2 separate regions of the Mus musculus genome follow, and region 1 is linked to region 2. Evidence: chromatin loops called from intact Hi-C (ENCODE). Cell type or tissue: heart. All regions are shown on one strand.

The links. A loop is a pair of places that touch in the nucleus more often than their neighbours do. Peaks named below come from ENCODE experiments on the same cell type or tissue, not always from the same donor. Only the 100,000 strongest peaks of a DNase experiment are listed, where the experiment ranks them.
Region 1: it touches region 2 in a loop (2.0-fold over the local background); 2 of 42 quality-filtered maps call a loop at or near these places.

Annotation. Positions count from the first base shown.
Region 1 is chr5:23,915,461-23,923,460 of GRCm38, reverse strand. It overlaps a transcript of Fam126a not described here. Among named protein-coding and RNA genes, the nearest start is that of Gm42228, 66 kb to the right of the region's middle. In heart, no CTCF peak of the experiment used is centred here; a DNase peak (open chromatin) is centred at 3,200; H3K4me3 peaks cover 1,037 bases; H3K27ac peaks cover 2,555 bases.
Region 2 is chr5:23,989,459-23,997,458 of GRCm38, reverse strand. Fam126a (family with sequence similarity 126, member A) reads left to right here. Exons shown (of 11, transcript NM_053090.3): 3 at 5,622-5,723. Among named protein-coding and RNA genes, the nearest start is that of Fam126a, 37 kb to the left of the region's middle. In heart, no CTCF peak of the experiment used is centred here; a DNase peak (open chromatin) is centred at 3,968; H3K27ac peaks cover 1,094 bases.

The DNA.
Region 1 (8,000 bases), 74 kb after region 2:
AGATTAAATACCTTCTGCAAGGAGGAATATCCAGGAAGGGAAGCTTATTGACTAAACCCTCAGGGCCTCTAGGTACCTCATTAGCAAGTAGAGCTCTGTTCTGGGGCAATGTGACCACAGATCTGTTTCCTTATGTGGGAAGTGTGGCACGTTCCAGGCCAGGAATCTGGCAGGGAGCTGCCTACGGACTCAGGTGTGTACCCCGAGTTTCCGGAGACTCAGACCCACTCTACCGAGTTTCCTAGCAAGGTCCACTGTCCCACAAGTTGTTTTCTGGTTAGAGGGCAAGACAGCACAACACTCTTCACTGTCGAGCATCAAGGTCTCTGCCTGTCGGCTGCCAGCCTCTGCTTTCATTAGCTACAAGCTAGCATTACATCATTACATAGCACTTCATTCTTATCTGCTACACACAGAGCTGACATGAGCTGCAGAGCTGGCGTGAGCTGGCTGCTCATCCAACTTTTATCTCCTACACACAGCTGACATGAGCTAGCAGCTCCTTGATATAACATCCAACTCAGTCCTGTTCTTATTTCTTATTTACATTCTGTCTGCACACAGGGAGTCTCAGCTGTGGCTTCGGCTGGCTAGTTTGATGGCAACAAGCTAGTCATCTGAGAGGAAGACACCTCAACTGATAAAATGCCTCCATTGCGCTACAGGCAAGCCTGTAGGGCATTTTCTTAATTAATCATTGATAGAGGAGGGCGGGGCCCAGGCCATTGTGGGTGGGGCCATCCCTGGGCTGGTGGTCCTAGGTTCTATAAGAAAGTGGGCTGAGCAAGCACCAGGGAACAAACCAGTGAGCAGCACCCTTCCATGGCCTCCTCATCAGCTCCTGCCTCCAGGTTCCTGCCCTGTGTGAGTTCTACCCTTTGATGATGAACTGTGATATGGAACTGTCAGTGAAACAAACCCTTTCCTCCCCGCGTAGCTTGTGGTCATGGTGTTTCATCACAGCACAGGTGGGTTACCCTGCGGAGGGCACTGCCTGCTGCTCTCCAGGCCTTGCCTGGTCTACATCACACATTCCGTGCTTACCATTCTGTACAAAACAATTTTTCAATTCCCTTCGAATTTTTCTTTAAATTTCTAAATATTTAAGATTTCCTGGATATCTTTTAAGAAACTGATATCTATTTTGATTCTCATTTTCTTTTTATTATGTTGTGTGTTATGGTTTAATAAATGTTCTGCCTTGGTGAATGTATATATATATATGCATTTATGCAGTTACAAGATGTAATACTAAATATGACTGTCTTAGTGTAGGTTTTAGGATTACTCAAATCCTATCTTTGCTGAGATTTGTCTGCCCTTCAAACCCCTCCCCATCTGGGCTGAAGTGCTGACTGGCCTGCCCTTGTTCCATAATTGCTGTGAGCGTGCAATGGCGTTGCTGAATTTTCAGCCTCATCATGTTTTAAGACATCTTAATTTTACTTTAATTATTTATTTGATTGACTAAGGAGAGGAATGCTATCTTCCTCGAATAATAGAGCCTATATTTTACTATATTTTGCTCAGATACTCCCAAACTACAGCTTGTTTTTTATCTGTGGTAGAGTATCTTTTTAAATTTTTAAATTGTGTGTGTGTGTGTGTGTGTGTGTGTGTGTGTGTGTGTATTTGTAAGTCTGTGTTTGTAGATGTGGATGTCAGAAGTCAATTGTAGGTGTCTTCCTCATTCTTTCTCCAACTTATTATTTTTCTGGAGGGGTTGCTGTTGTTGTTAGTGTTGTTGTTGTTGTTGTTGTTACAGGGTCTTGATGTGGAGACCAGTCTGGCCTTGAACTCTCAGAGGTCTTCCTGCATTTGCCTCCTGATAATATTGTGTGCGACCACACTTGGACTCCACCTTATATTTTGAGATAAAGTTCTTACTGGCTCATCTAGAAAGCTGTCCATCAAGCCCCAGGGATATTCCTGTCTTGGCCTCCCAACACTGGGGTGACTGGCAGTTACTGACAGCCCTGGGGTGACTGACAGGTGACTGACAACACTGGGGTGACTGGCAGTTACTGACAGCCCTGGGGTGACTGACAGGTGACTGACAACACTGGGGTGACTGGCAGTTTCTGACAACACTGGGGTGACAATCTTGGCCCCATTTACCTGAGCCCTGGAGATATACTCCCAGGTCCTCATGCTTGCATAGCAAACCTTTACTACAAAAAACATCTACCCAGGCACAATTATTTTCTGTGAACAAAATGAATTTTCAGGACTAAAGCACTTGACGTTCTTGCAAAGGGCCCAGGTTTGGATCCCAGCATCCACATGGCAGTTTGCAACCATCTATAACTCCAATTTCAGAGGATCTAGCCCCTTCTTCTGACCTCCTCAGGCTTCAGGCATGCATGTGGTATACACAATACACACACACACACACACACACACACACACACACACACACACGTATACCTAAAATAAAATAAACAAACCTACAAACAATGCTTTCCCATGATATTTTGTAAAGAATTAGTTTAGTTTTATTTTAGCAAATCAGAATTTCTCCCAATAAAATTAATTTTTGTACAAGAAATAGTAATATTCTCAATAAAAGCACAGCAATAAAAGGAAGTAAAAGACATAAAAACCTTAAAAGCCAAGAAACATCCTGGATATATTTGAGTTGGTGCATTTTAATATAGTATGAATAATGTATTGGGAAAATATCCTTTGCCAGAAAAAGAAAAGAACTGACCTTAGCAAGCTGAGTCAAGTCTGAGTTGTTTGGTGTGTAGACAGCCCTGTGATTTGGAAAGCAGATTTCCTACTTTGTTGTCTAATAAAGGCTTGTAGCTCTTTAATTCTGCTGATTGAATTACAAACTCTCTGGGGCATAGACTGCATTTTTTGTCATGTTAACAGCTTGCATGAGCAGAGGGGTAGCTGCTTAGCTTCATGATTTACAGTGTAAGAAAAGCACGCACAGTACACATCTTAGCGAATTTCTGCAGCCTTGGATTCCAAAGAGCTGTTGAGAGGGAGAAGTGCATATTTTATGGGTCAAGAAGCTGACAGAAATAATAGCTACAGTAAAACCCCTCAAGCTCCCATCCTTCCTCGTTAGGGTTGAGTCCGGTATTCCATGCCGGCACCTCTGGGACCCAGGCTTTGTAGGTTCCCTAGAGTTGGAACATGAACAACCTACACGCAGGACTTCCTGCCACCTGCATGCTTCCCAGAGAGATGACAAGGGAACTTCAGATGGGAAAAGCATTTGATGTGTCTCGGGTCCTAAGGAAACTCCATTTCCTCACACTCCTGGCAATTAGACAAAAGGCAGCCTTCCTCAGGAATGTGTGGAGCCAAGGTCCTCTCTACCAAGGACCCACTTCCTTTTTTTTAACTGAAGGGAGAGGAGGGAAAGAGAGAAATGGCTGTCTGCAGTGCCTATTAGCATACCAGAGTACATGATGGCCTCCAGACCCAAGTGTCACAAGTACCCATTTCACATTCCAAAGCACATGCTGATATCCTGGCCCTCCCTCCTTCAGCTCATGGGCTTCCTTCCCCCCAGTTCCCTTACTCCCTTATAATCCTGCTGTTTCAGCTATGAGCTCTCCTGGTCTCTCTCTTTTGCCCTTTCTTGGTTCTCTCTCCTCTCTCTCTCTCTTTCTCACTCTCTCTCTCTCTCTCTCTCTCTCTCTTCCTCCCTCCCTTCCTCCTTTCCTCTCTCCCTCCTTCCCTTCCTCCCTCTCTCCATCTCTCCCTCCATCCCTCCCTCTCTCCCTCCCTAATGGAGGGACCTCTTACCCATGGCCATATGCAATCTACCACTTTCTAACTCTGCTCTGGACTCTCCTACATGCCTATAGCTGTGCTCTCCCTCGAATCTACAATAAAAACTTTCCCCTTAGCCATACTGTGGAGCCGCCAGCTTATGCACTGTGCAGGACTGCCTCACCTAGAACCCTAGCACAGGCCCCCTGCACTGTGTGTTCCAGGTTCCCCCCTATATTGCCAGATGCCTCCTGGAGGGAGTACTGAGTTAGTCCTGCAATGCTGCTTCTGATAAATGGCCAGACTTACAGCCACAGGACACAAGTCTTCACAATGCTCTGGGGACATTTTGTTGCTTTGCTTTTTGTTGTTTGTGTTGAGGTTTTCTTATATCATTCCAGGCTGGCCTGAAATTGAGCAACAACAGAACCTCCAAAATTCCTCCAACTTGCAATCCTCCTGTCTCATCCTCCCAAGTAGTAGGATTACAGCTATACACCACCGTGCTCAGTTGCTCCATACATTTTCTACATTTTTGATCAAACAACCTTCTTGTATGCAAAGATTCTCTGTGGCCCCTGAGGAAATGTTTGGATGTGACTAAAAAAATATTTGGAATCCTTTTGACACGGTGTGGGGTGCAGGAACAGAAGAGAAATTCCGGGCCAACCAGCCAATGTCAGCAGTTTCCTGGAGGAGGGAGTGGAGAAGAGGAGGACAAAAACCATGGTTTTGAGCTATACTGGCATGGAAGTCAGCCACATGGTAGACAGCATATACACGGTGTGGAGGGGTCATGACAAAAAGAATGATGGAACCCAACCTACCAGAAAAAAACATACTTAGGTGCTGGCCATCAATCAGGAAGCAGACAAAAAAAGAGAAGGAAGAAGTAATATATTTCTGAGTCAAGTCTCAGAAAGGTGGGCAAGCCCAACAGAGCATTATAGAGGGTCTAGCCACTGGGGACAGGAATGTTGGGGAAAGCACAGTAGTTCATTAAGGCGATCATTATTCCACCCGTGTAGCTGCACTTTGGCTACTTGGTGCTTTCTTCTTTCTTCCACCCTTCTCTACTCTTTTTCCACCTTTCAACCCCCTAACACCAGATAGAAAAGAAAAAAGGATAGAAGGATAGAGGGGAAGGGGTGATGATATTGTTAGACTATGACCTGATAGTTAGGGAAGCCAAGTTCCTTGGGGCAAGTTTAACCTTCATTCTCAGGATATATAATTTCTTCTTGTTTCTTCTTTGCACACAACTACTTAACAAACCCTGACCAACAACAACCGACAGCAAACAACGCCCTCCCCCCCCCCCAGTAACCCATCACCCCTCTCAGGGCCTAGCACTTATAGACCTTCTAAAAGGTCCCCAGAATCCCAAACGTCACACAATCACAGAAACTATCTGCAGCTGGCAAAATCACACCCCTGCCAGAACACAAGGCAAATCACTGCTGTAGACAATCTGAAGCCGCCCCATATCCCACACCTTAGAAACATATATTATTTCTGGTTTTTTAAATAAACCAAAATTCCAAATTGTCACTACACACCTGTCTCTTTACCATGGCTTAAGGTGAGACTGCTTTCTTAGGAGTGATTCTATTTTCCTGAGCGGTGATCCCTTGGCCAGGTGATTGGTCCAACTAGATTGATTATGTGTAGTTAGGTCTCCGCCCAGGGTTTCATCCTGTTGGCCAGTTTTCCCTTAAAGGGTCTTTACTGCTGCTGGGTTATAGTGGGCAAAGATTAGAGAAAAGATCTACACCAGGCAAAAGAATCATATCCACATAACAACAACAAGTGTGAAATGCTCCCAGAGTCCCTGCTAAACAGAGTAAGCCATTTCTATCACTGTATTGAGCTTCAGAAAGGCACTATGAAGTTCCTCTGCTAAAATCCTCCCATTGTCTGGGTGGGGCTGGAGCCATGGCTCAGGGCTCAAGAGTACTGCTGCTCTTCCAGAAGACCTGAGATCATTTATTCATTTCCCAGCAACCATGGTAGGTGGTTCACAGCCACTTAAACTCCAGCTCCAGGGTACCCCCATACCCTCTTTTGGCTTCCTCAGATGCTGACATATGGATCACACACACTAAATATAAACAAACAAACAAATAAATAAGTTCCTTTGTTCCCTTCATTGAATATACCCTGAAGAGCCATGCAGCCCAATAGGACTCACGTTCCCTGGCTTCATAGACATATCTGACCTTATCTGCCTACACTGTGTCACACCAGTCATGCTGTCTCACTGTCATGGAACAGAATAAACTTATTCTTACCTTGAATACTACAGTTGCTGTCCCTCCCTCAGATACAACTTTTTTCCTCATTTGGAGTCTGACCAACCTCCTCTCCTGGAGAGCTTTTCCTTTCCCACCAAGCCAAACCAAGCCTTCCTTCTATATTCTCTTCTGTGGCTCTGCCCTCCATGTTATAGCATTTGGTGCTGTGCACTGTAACAGAGCATGTTTACAGCACTTGGTGGCATGCGGTATAATACAGGTCTTTTTATTATGCTGTGAGTTGTTTCTCTCTGATGAGAATTCAGTGCATGAAGTATTCAAGTATCCATTCTTTAGCAAACTCCTTGGCAGATAGAAGCTTCATAAGTATCTGTTGAATACATGTGATTTGAGAAATGAGATCAGAGTTCAAGGATAACAAGGGGTAGATTTATATTCTGAACTCCTAGTCTGAAATTTTTAAAAAGAGATGACAGAGTTAGAGAATACAAAATAAGAATGGAGTAAGGCCTTTTCCTCTGTGTCTGGAAGTGCCCAGTAGAACAATTGTCTTGTCCTCCCCTCCCCTCCTCTCCTCTCTTCCTCTCCCCTCCTCTGCCCTCCCCTCCCCTCTTTCTCCTTCCCTTCTCCCCTCCCCTTCCCTCTATTGGTTCCTATTGTCTTAAAAGTTGTGCAACAACCAAAGAGAATTGTATAAAAGGTGTCTAAGGCACAGATACCTGGACAAGGTGGAAAGATGTACAGGAACTAGATCCAAAGTCCACTTCTCTTCCTGGGCTTTGCAGCCCCTGAAAAGCTCTTTGGTGAAGCTCTTTGTAGTGACAAGTTTTGAGGATTATAGAATCCTGGCTTCTTTAAAATACACACACACACACACACACACACACACACACACACACACACACACACACACACAGAGAGAGAGAGAGAGAGAGAGAGAGAGAGAGAGAGAGAGAGAGGGAGAGAGAGAGAGAGAGAGAGAGAGAGAGAGAGAGAGATTATAAGAATGTGTTTTTGTTTTAATCCCAGGGACTGTCCTCAACAGTTGTCAATGATTTGCCTCATGTTCTAGTAAGGCATGGTTTTTCCAGCTGCAGGTAGTTTCTGCAACTGTGTGACATTTAGAATTCTGTGAACTTTTCAGAGGGTATATACATGCTAGAGCCCTGATTAGGCAGGGTTGGGTGGTTGTTGGTTGTTCAGGGATGTTGATGTGGTCTGTTAGTAGTTGTGCTCAAAAAAGAGACAACTCTCCCTCCCTCCATTCCTTCCTCCTTCCCTCCCTCCCTTCCTCCCTCCCTTCCTCCCTCTCTCTCCCTCTTTCCCTCTCCCCTCTCTATCCTTTTCTCCTCTCTAGTGATTCAAGGTGAAAAGGTTTGGGTGGGGGGATGTGAAGTAAAGGGTGGGAAAAAGAATCCAGAAAGTAGCAAAGGCAATGAAGAACAAGAAGAGAGAAATGAGATTCATAGCTCTCTCTCTCTCGCTCTCTCTCTCTCCTTTCTCTCCTAACTATTGATATGGGGTGAAAACAGGGGCGGGACAAAGGATGGGGAAAGAAGAACCCACAAAGTAGCTAAGTCCACCTACAACCTTGCTGTCTGATGCCACAGGAAAGGACTTCATGCCACTAGGTGTACCCTGCTGTCTTCAAAAGGCTCTGTGGTAAGCATTTTGAACAAGTTAGTCCCAGGCTAGTTGAAAAATAACTAAAGCCTCTAGAGTAGCCACAGTTGCAGTCCGCCAATTGAAGCGTGCTTTGCCCCATTGCTGTAGGGTCTTACCAGAGTCTCTCTTGAGCTCTGCCAGGCACTGCATGGTTTATCCTTTTCTCCTCTGTACCATGACTCGCAAGGAATGTGGCTAGCTATATGCTGGATGTTTAAACAGTTTTCAAAGTAAAGATAGAGTTATGAAAATGCCTTCTCTTTTTGGCTAGGAGGAAGCAAGGGCAGTCGGCAGAGCCGACCCACCATCGATTCGGACACAATCACCTGCTGGAATTTGCAGAGCCGG
Region 2 (8,000 bases):
TCAAGGAGTGGGGTTAGACCAGAGTTGGAAGACTGGGTGGGAAGCATGGGTTCTAAAGATGTGTCAGATACGCATGTGCATGTGTACATTTCTTGGTGCTGTGCTTAGAGGACCTTGTAGGTAGTGCACCCTCTCGCATAGCAATATAGCAAGCACCAAGTCTTGCTTTACTAAATACTGTCTTCCACTAAAAGAAACTAAGAGTATGAAAGCATAAAGGCTTCATCTAAGTAATGCTTTGTCATTAGGATGCATTGCTGTGGCATATCAACATTTTGTAAAGTTTAAAAATTTAATATAAAGATAAGGAAACTTTTCCAATGGGAGAGGGATTGATGGAATCCTAGGCCACATGAAACAAAAAGCAATGGTGTAATTCCTTCTTCCCTCCTCAAATTAAATTCACCAAAATTCCAATCAGTTTGTTTCTGTGATGCTATGATGTTTAAATGCCTTCAAATTTGTATTGTTACCAAGTCAAGGAGTTTCCTATCCCTTGCTTAATTTGGTGAGCATTCTGCAGTATGTTAATGTGTGTTGCACTCAGCTGTTGGTTTGATAAAGAAATCGAGATTATCAGCAGTAAACCAAGTAACACAAGGTACAAGAATGCGTGGGAACAAATATTCTTTTTTTTTTTTTTTTTTTTTTTGGTTTTTTGAGACAGGGTTTCTCTATAGCCCTGGCTGTCCTGGAACTCACTCTGTAGACCAGGCTGGCCTCGAACTCAGAAATCCGCCTACCTCTGCCTCCCGAGTGCTGGGATTAAAGGCGTGGGCCACCATGCCCGGCTAGGGAACAAATATTCTAAGTGCTCTTGGAATGAGGCTACCTTTTCAAATTATTGTGATGTGATACTATGTGTTTTAGTTAAACATTTTAAGACAGGAATTTTGTTTGGATTTTTAATTTTCATGTACATGTATACATGCGGAAAAAAGCTTCTTATACCTTGGAGGTGGCTGTGCCACCGCTGGCTCCTGGGACCCGGTGTGGATTCTGGGCTGAGACTCTGCTCCTCTAGAAGGATAGCAAGAACTCTTAACTGCTGGCTGTCTGTCCAGCGCCCACTCTCCTTTTTGTGTTTTGTTTATTTTTTAAAGACAATCCCATTTTTGGCCCTTTGGGGTTTTTGTTGTTTGTTTGTTTGTTTGTTTGTTTGAGTAGCACATCTTTGGCAACATCATTGTAACTGACTGAGTGGGCAGAGAGTCAGCAACAGGTCATGGGTTCTCAGTTCTAGAAGCAGTTTACTGAGTAAATCATTACAGCTCAGTCAGTAGCATTACAAAGGTTGCCGTAGGTGCTGTGCCCTGGTCACAGTTTGAACTCCTCCTTTCGTAATCGAACTCAGCAGCCTCCAAAACACAGAGACAGTGTAGTTTGCTTCCTGTAAAACGTTATCCGAAAATGTACACACAATATAAACTCCTGTAAATTTTTTTCTAGTGGGCTGGATAGTTTGGGGGGAGGGTGAGGGTAGGGGGGTGTGAAGGTACTTGCCACCAAATTTGATGACCTGAGTTAGAGCCCAGAACCCACAGAGACAACTAATTCCTCTCACTGATTGTTCAGTGACTACACACACATACACACTAAATAATAAATAATAAGTAAATGTAAGAGTTTAAAATAAAATCTTGTGATTGGAGAAAAACATTCAGTCTCTGTACTAGCTAAGGTGTTGGTTGTATGTTCTAAGTAGACACTCATAGTCTCTGTACTAGCTAACTTGTTGGTATTATTCTCTAAGTAGACTAACAAAGTGACTAAACTAGGGTCTCATGAATAATTAATATTTTCAATGACTTATTTGTAAAAAAAAAGTTTCAGATTGCTTTGTGTATTTTATGTAGCAGATTCTAGGCTCCTAAGTTTTTCAATTTTCTGATACTCAATATATGGCTCAAAAATCCATTTTCATGTATGAAGCTGTTGAATGGGATTGTTCTCTTTATTGAATCTTCACCCATCTGCCTGTCTTCTTCCACCCAATCCATGTCACCTCCTTACATTTTAAAAGCCATCTGCCAAATGGTACTTAAGTATGAAGCATTCAACTTTTTTCTTAAAATTTCGTCTCCATTCTGCATTCAACAGCGTAAGAAACATGGTAATTGAGAAGGCCGACAGTTCTTGAGTTCATCTGGTCCTTAAGATTAGTTCTTCAAAGCACCATTTATTTTGTTTTAATTTTTATGTATTTATCTTATGCCTATGGGTGTTTTGTCTGCATGCATGTCTGTGTACCATGTGCATGTCTGGCACCTGCAAAAGCCAAAAGGGGAGGTGGGATCCCTTGGGACTGGAGTTATAGATAGCTGTGAGTCACTGTGTAGGCACTGAGAGTAGGAATCACCCCAGGTCCTCTGGAAGGCCAGTCAGGGTTCTTATGTTAAGCCATCTCTCTGTCTCCCTCGTGTAGCACCGTAAGCGCAGTAGTTATACCCTTCCCTTGTGTAGAAAGGTGACTTTCCTCACATACAAACCATGAGATAGTGAAGGCATTTTGAGCTGTATATGATGGCTGGTTTTGCCTCACTGGTTTTAAAGGCTTTCTTTTCTTATTTATCAACAGAAGCCCCAGGATTCTGCGCTTCACAGAGTTTGAGATTTTAGAAAAGAGATGTACTTTTAACTCTGGCTATTTCTTTTTCTCTTTTAAAAATATTTTACTTAATATTTATATGTGCATGTGTATTTTAATCAACCCTTCCCCACTTCTCTCCCCTGCAGTTCCTTTCCTATCCTTCCTTCTTACTTTTTCTCCTAATTTCATATGTTTTTTCTTCTAATCTTTAAAATTTTTTTTGAAATACTCACTGGGTCCATTTAGTTGTGCCTATATGTGTAGGATGTGGGACCATCTACTGGAGCATAGGTAGCCAGCCTCTTAGGGCCAGCATCCCTGAGAAAATTCACTTTCTCACACCCCGCAGCCATTAATTACTAATTGCTCCTCAGATGGGAGAGGGACTTCATGGGCCCCTCCCTCTCCCTGCTAGGACTTCAGCTGCTTGATCTTGTGCAAATCCTGTGCTGTCTCAGATGCTGTGAGTTCCCATGTGCAACTGAGGCATCATGTCTGACAAATATTGTTTCACTGCAGACATCCAGTCTCTCTGGCTCGTACAGTCATTGTTGGTGCTTACAGTGTTCACAAGTAAAACTTCCCTAGTAAGATGCATAAAGCCTTCCAGCACTGAGAACTAGGAAGTAAGGCAGCATCTAGGATGGTACAAGCTTGGCTTTTCCATGTCCTATTATGTAGATATCTGGTATCTTTAGCAGTAGGGTTTTACCTTAAGTTCTGGAGGATATCCAAGAGCAATAGCAAACAAAACAAAACAAAAAACAAAAACATACCCCAAAACAAACCAAACAAAAATCACCCCTCCCCCAAACCAACCACCAACAAACAACAAAAACCCAAGAACAGAAAAATTAACCCTGGAATTAGGAGGGGAGTTGTCTATGTGACCCTATTAAGTAACAGCTCAAAAGGGGGTAGCTCATACACCTTAGGGGGCTGTCGTCATTCTCCATTATAAGGTAGCTCATTTTATATATGCAGGTGTATGTGTTTACATTTGAGGAGGTTTCTATGGTAGGTTTCCATAAAGGCCTTTAGTGTTGGAAGAAATGGGGTGAGGGATGGGAGGACAGGGTCAGAGAGGGAGATGGGAAGGATAATAACCCTGAAGCCTGTGGCTTCATACTTTATGTGCTCACATAGACTCCATAGTGTGCTTCACTTGCTGTGTAGATTAAATCGTGTGCTTTGCACATACCTTTAGGCTTGCTTTAATGAGATTCGACAGCTGATGCTGTTATATAAATTTCTCCAGTATTAGGTTACTCTTGATTACATGACAGAAATGGAATGTGGCCTGGAGGTCTTTGTTTCTCTGCCTTCCGGAGCAGGGCATGGGAGCTGCTTTTGCTGTTGTGGCTGTTGCTGCTATTGTTCTGGAGAATGGTGGCAGGCTTCCAAATGCTTCACATTTACTCACCATGCTGGGAAACAAAGCCCTTATTAAATCAGAAAGACCTAGTCACTTACATGTCTTCAGGCAAAATAGGACCTGGTTTTAAAGAGTCCAGACAATGTTAGTTTCAATTCTTTCTGTCCCTCAGTGCTCTCCCAGCAAAGGTCTGAGGCTGAGGCTTTCTGTTGAGTGATGGGGATGGAGAGGGGAAAAGACAGCTTTCCCTTGGGAAGAAAGTGAAGTAAGAATGAATCAAATAACCCTGCTGTAAGAAGCGATACAGCTTAATTTTCTATGCATACTTATGCACACGTAAAACTGTGTATTGTAGCCACAGCCCATGTTAAATCATGAAATACTTGGTTATGGGATATGTGTGATCTGGTGCGTGTCTTAGCATGGCTGTTAGGAGTCTTTGAGATGCTGTCTGTTGTGGGAGTGAGTGAGCAGTGATGGGGAGACAAACACTGCTAATGAGATAAGCTCTAAAGGATACGTTTTATTATTGTTACAGTAAATTTTCTCTTCAGTTTTTTCCTGTCACCTTTTCACCCATGCTTTTGAGTTACTACTGAGAGTCTCTGTCTCCATTCCTCTCTCTGAGCTGAAGAAGTAGTGCCAACAGGCTGTGGTTGATGGTCTGTATTTTAACTGGCATTAGCAGAATTAATTTGTGGAAGTACAGTTCCGAGTTTCCCAGTTCTGAGGAGTCTATGTATTTTGCCCCACCTGCAGTTTAGACTCATCTCTGGCAGTAGCATGGAACTCAGGAGTATTTGGACCCGGTGGCCTGTGGTGTACATGTTAGACACATTAGCACATCCTCATGGACCTAAGGAGATCTATCACTCCTGATGCTCTGAAGGCGGAACTGTCTTTACATGTGGTTCAATATTGTTTCTGATCTAAACCGGCAGTTAAAGATGAAGTTTTCTCATTTGAATGTCTATAAATGTGTGGGCTGCATGCGTGTGTTCATGGGTGTTTGCATGTGTGTGGGTGCACTTGCACATGTGGGAGTGCATGTGTAGGTCCACAGTTGAGACTGAGTATCTTCTTTGATTACTTTGCACTTAACTAATGGAGGCAGGGTCTCTGGTTGAACACGGAGCGCACCATTGGCTAGTCTAGCAAGCCAGCTTCCCTTGGTAATGTCCTGTCCCCGCCTCCAGAGTACTGGGACTAAAGTCAGCACCATGCCGGCCCAGCTTTGATGTGGGACCTGGGAATCCTAATTCTGCTCTGCACGCTTGTGCAGCAAGTGCTTTATGTACCGAGCCATTGCCCTGATTCCAATCACGAGTTCTGATGGTGATTGACCCTATTGGTAATAAAAGAATAAAACTTTTTTTTAAATTTGCTATTGTTGAGTTATAATCTATATCACATAAAATTCACTGTCTTAAGTGAGAATGCAGGGTTAATTTTATTTTATTTATTTTTGTTCTTGTTCTTTTGATATTTTTATAAAGTTGTACCAAACACCAGCATGGAATTCTGGAAACTATGTCTTTTAGTCAGTCTTTCTTTGTTTCCTTCCTTCTGTGTTAATGACCAATATATACTAATTTTCTTTTGTATGAATTTGTCTGATTTAGAATTTCATAAAAATAATTTTTTTAATTTGTTTAGACACTCCCAGAAACATCTTTGCCAAATTATGCCACAAATTTGAAAGACAAGAGTTCTTTAGTTACATCTCTCTATAAAGTTATCCAGGAGCCACAGAGTGAGGTAAGTACATTACAGTTTGTATGAATAATATTCAGTTGATTATTTTTATTTAAACATAAAATATAACATACATGTGTAAGGTAAGAAAATGTATATATTTGCAAAACAAGAATAAAATTAATTTCAGTGTATCATTCTCCAGAATGAAAACTAGAATCCTTACTGTATCCCCAAATCCATCTTTCTCCGTGTTCTCCTTCTGTATGTCTCTGAGTCTCCATAGCCTTGGAACGTCTAAGTCGTGCAAATAATCTTTTTTCTTCAGCAAATATTGATGTGCCTGCTATAAGCCATTACTATGGTGGACATTAGGGGCTCAAAGAGCAGTGATCTTCATCATAAGAGAAAGGTGAGAGAGACTGAGTAACCATGCAGAACTGCGTCTTTCTATGGTTTGCATGGTCGTTACCTCTAAGAGTCATCTGGGAATGTACTTACCACTGTAGCAAATACTAAGAAATGGGCCTGGTGGCCGGAGAGATGGCTCAGCAGTTAAGAGTACTCACTGCTCTTCCAGAGGTCCTGAGTTCAATTCCCAGCAACTACATGGTGGCTCACAACTATCGGTAATGGGATCCAAAGCACTCTTCTAGTGTGTGTCTGAAGACAGCTGCAGTGTACTCATATAAATAAAAAATAAATAAATCTTTTTAAAAAGAGAGAAAGAAATGGGCCTGGGATATGGTTCAGTGGGAGAGCTCTTGCCTAGCATACACTAGGTCCTGGGTTCAGTTGTTAGCATAACGAGCAGGAGAAAACACTGGGACGAATATGGGGTTGGTGCTGTTCGCAAGGTGAGTTTGGCTTCCTTAGCTTTCTTACCTGTCTGTCTTTTGTTGTGAGGTGATGTTTTGGTCTTAGGCTACTCAATCTGCAGAGCTGGGAAGGAATGCATTCTTTATAAGTTACCAGGTGTCATAGCAACAACAACAACCAAAACACCAGGCCAGGGACAAATACAGCTTTTCCATGTAGCAAGTAAAACAAACACTCCTAGCAGCAGGGAAGTGTAGGAGATTGGAGGTGCAAAGCATTCGCTGAATTTTGCCGTTTGGTCTGCTAGTGCCTTTCCTGTTCTGGGACTAGAAGGAGACAGCTCTGGAGTAGATAGAAAGGAGATAACTTGCATAATTCCTTTTGTTTTTGAGTTTAGGAAAAGATGTGACAGGTTTAAAGTCAATCTCAATCTCTGTCTCTCTGTCATCTGCCTCTGTCTCTCTGTCTGTCATCTGCCTCTGTCTCTCTGTCTGTCATCGGCCTCTGTCTCTCTCTCTGTCTGTCTCTCATCCCCACCCCCCTTTCTCAGCAGGGTCTTACTTTGTAACCCTGGCTGTCCTAGAACTCACTATATAGTCTAGGCTGGCCTCAAATTCATGGAGAGCCATCTACCCCTGCCTCTCCTGAACCCTGGCATTGCTGGCCTGCCACGAATCTCTATTCAGTGGTAGGTAACATATGTGGATCCATGGGCCTTTGCAACCAGACTGTGCACTCCAGGAGCTAGTGTTATTTGAGTAATTAATTTGTGTTGGCAGGAGTATAGAGTAGCCTAGACTCTACTTACTGTGCTGTGGCGTTCACTGTGAATGAGATTCTAGTGGGCTTAGAGATTTTCCCGACAGGCCATTAGACTTCATCTGGAGTAATTGAGTCAGAGTTGTGCTTGCCTTGTCTTTTCTTCACCAAGCTGCTTTCCTCTTTTTTCTTGTTGCCCAGGCTTCCTTTAGAAGCAGCACTGAACTTCCAACAAGTTTGAGCTGTGTTTTCATAGGGAAATATATTCCAAAATGTCACCGAGCCATTAGCAACCCAGCATGTTCAATCACCACCGTAAAATACATTCATGTTACCTAGGCCTGTATTTCTCACATTATATAGTATTGTTTTCTGACATTTGTAAACTTCAGCTCTTTCTCCTTTCTGGCTCTTATGTGTACTGTCCATCATGATCTTGCCTTTCTGTCTCCATTTCCTTATATGGAAAAGTGTGGCTAGTCATAGTCTACTTACAGTAGAGTGGGAATTGATCCTGTTTCTGTATAAATAGTGCTTTGCAAGCTGTAAAACATCAAACAGATGTTGGTGTTGATTTGTATCGGCTTTAAGTGAATAATTTTAATCTTTTTGCAACATGGTCTTTTTCTTTTCTTTAAATCTGTTTTCACTTAATTATGCTTTCATTAGGTAAAAGCTTTTAATTTTGGATTTAAAACTGGTCATAAAGACTTTGAGTATATTTTGATTACAGTTGATTATGTGTTCGTACAGAGTGTCTTA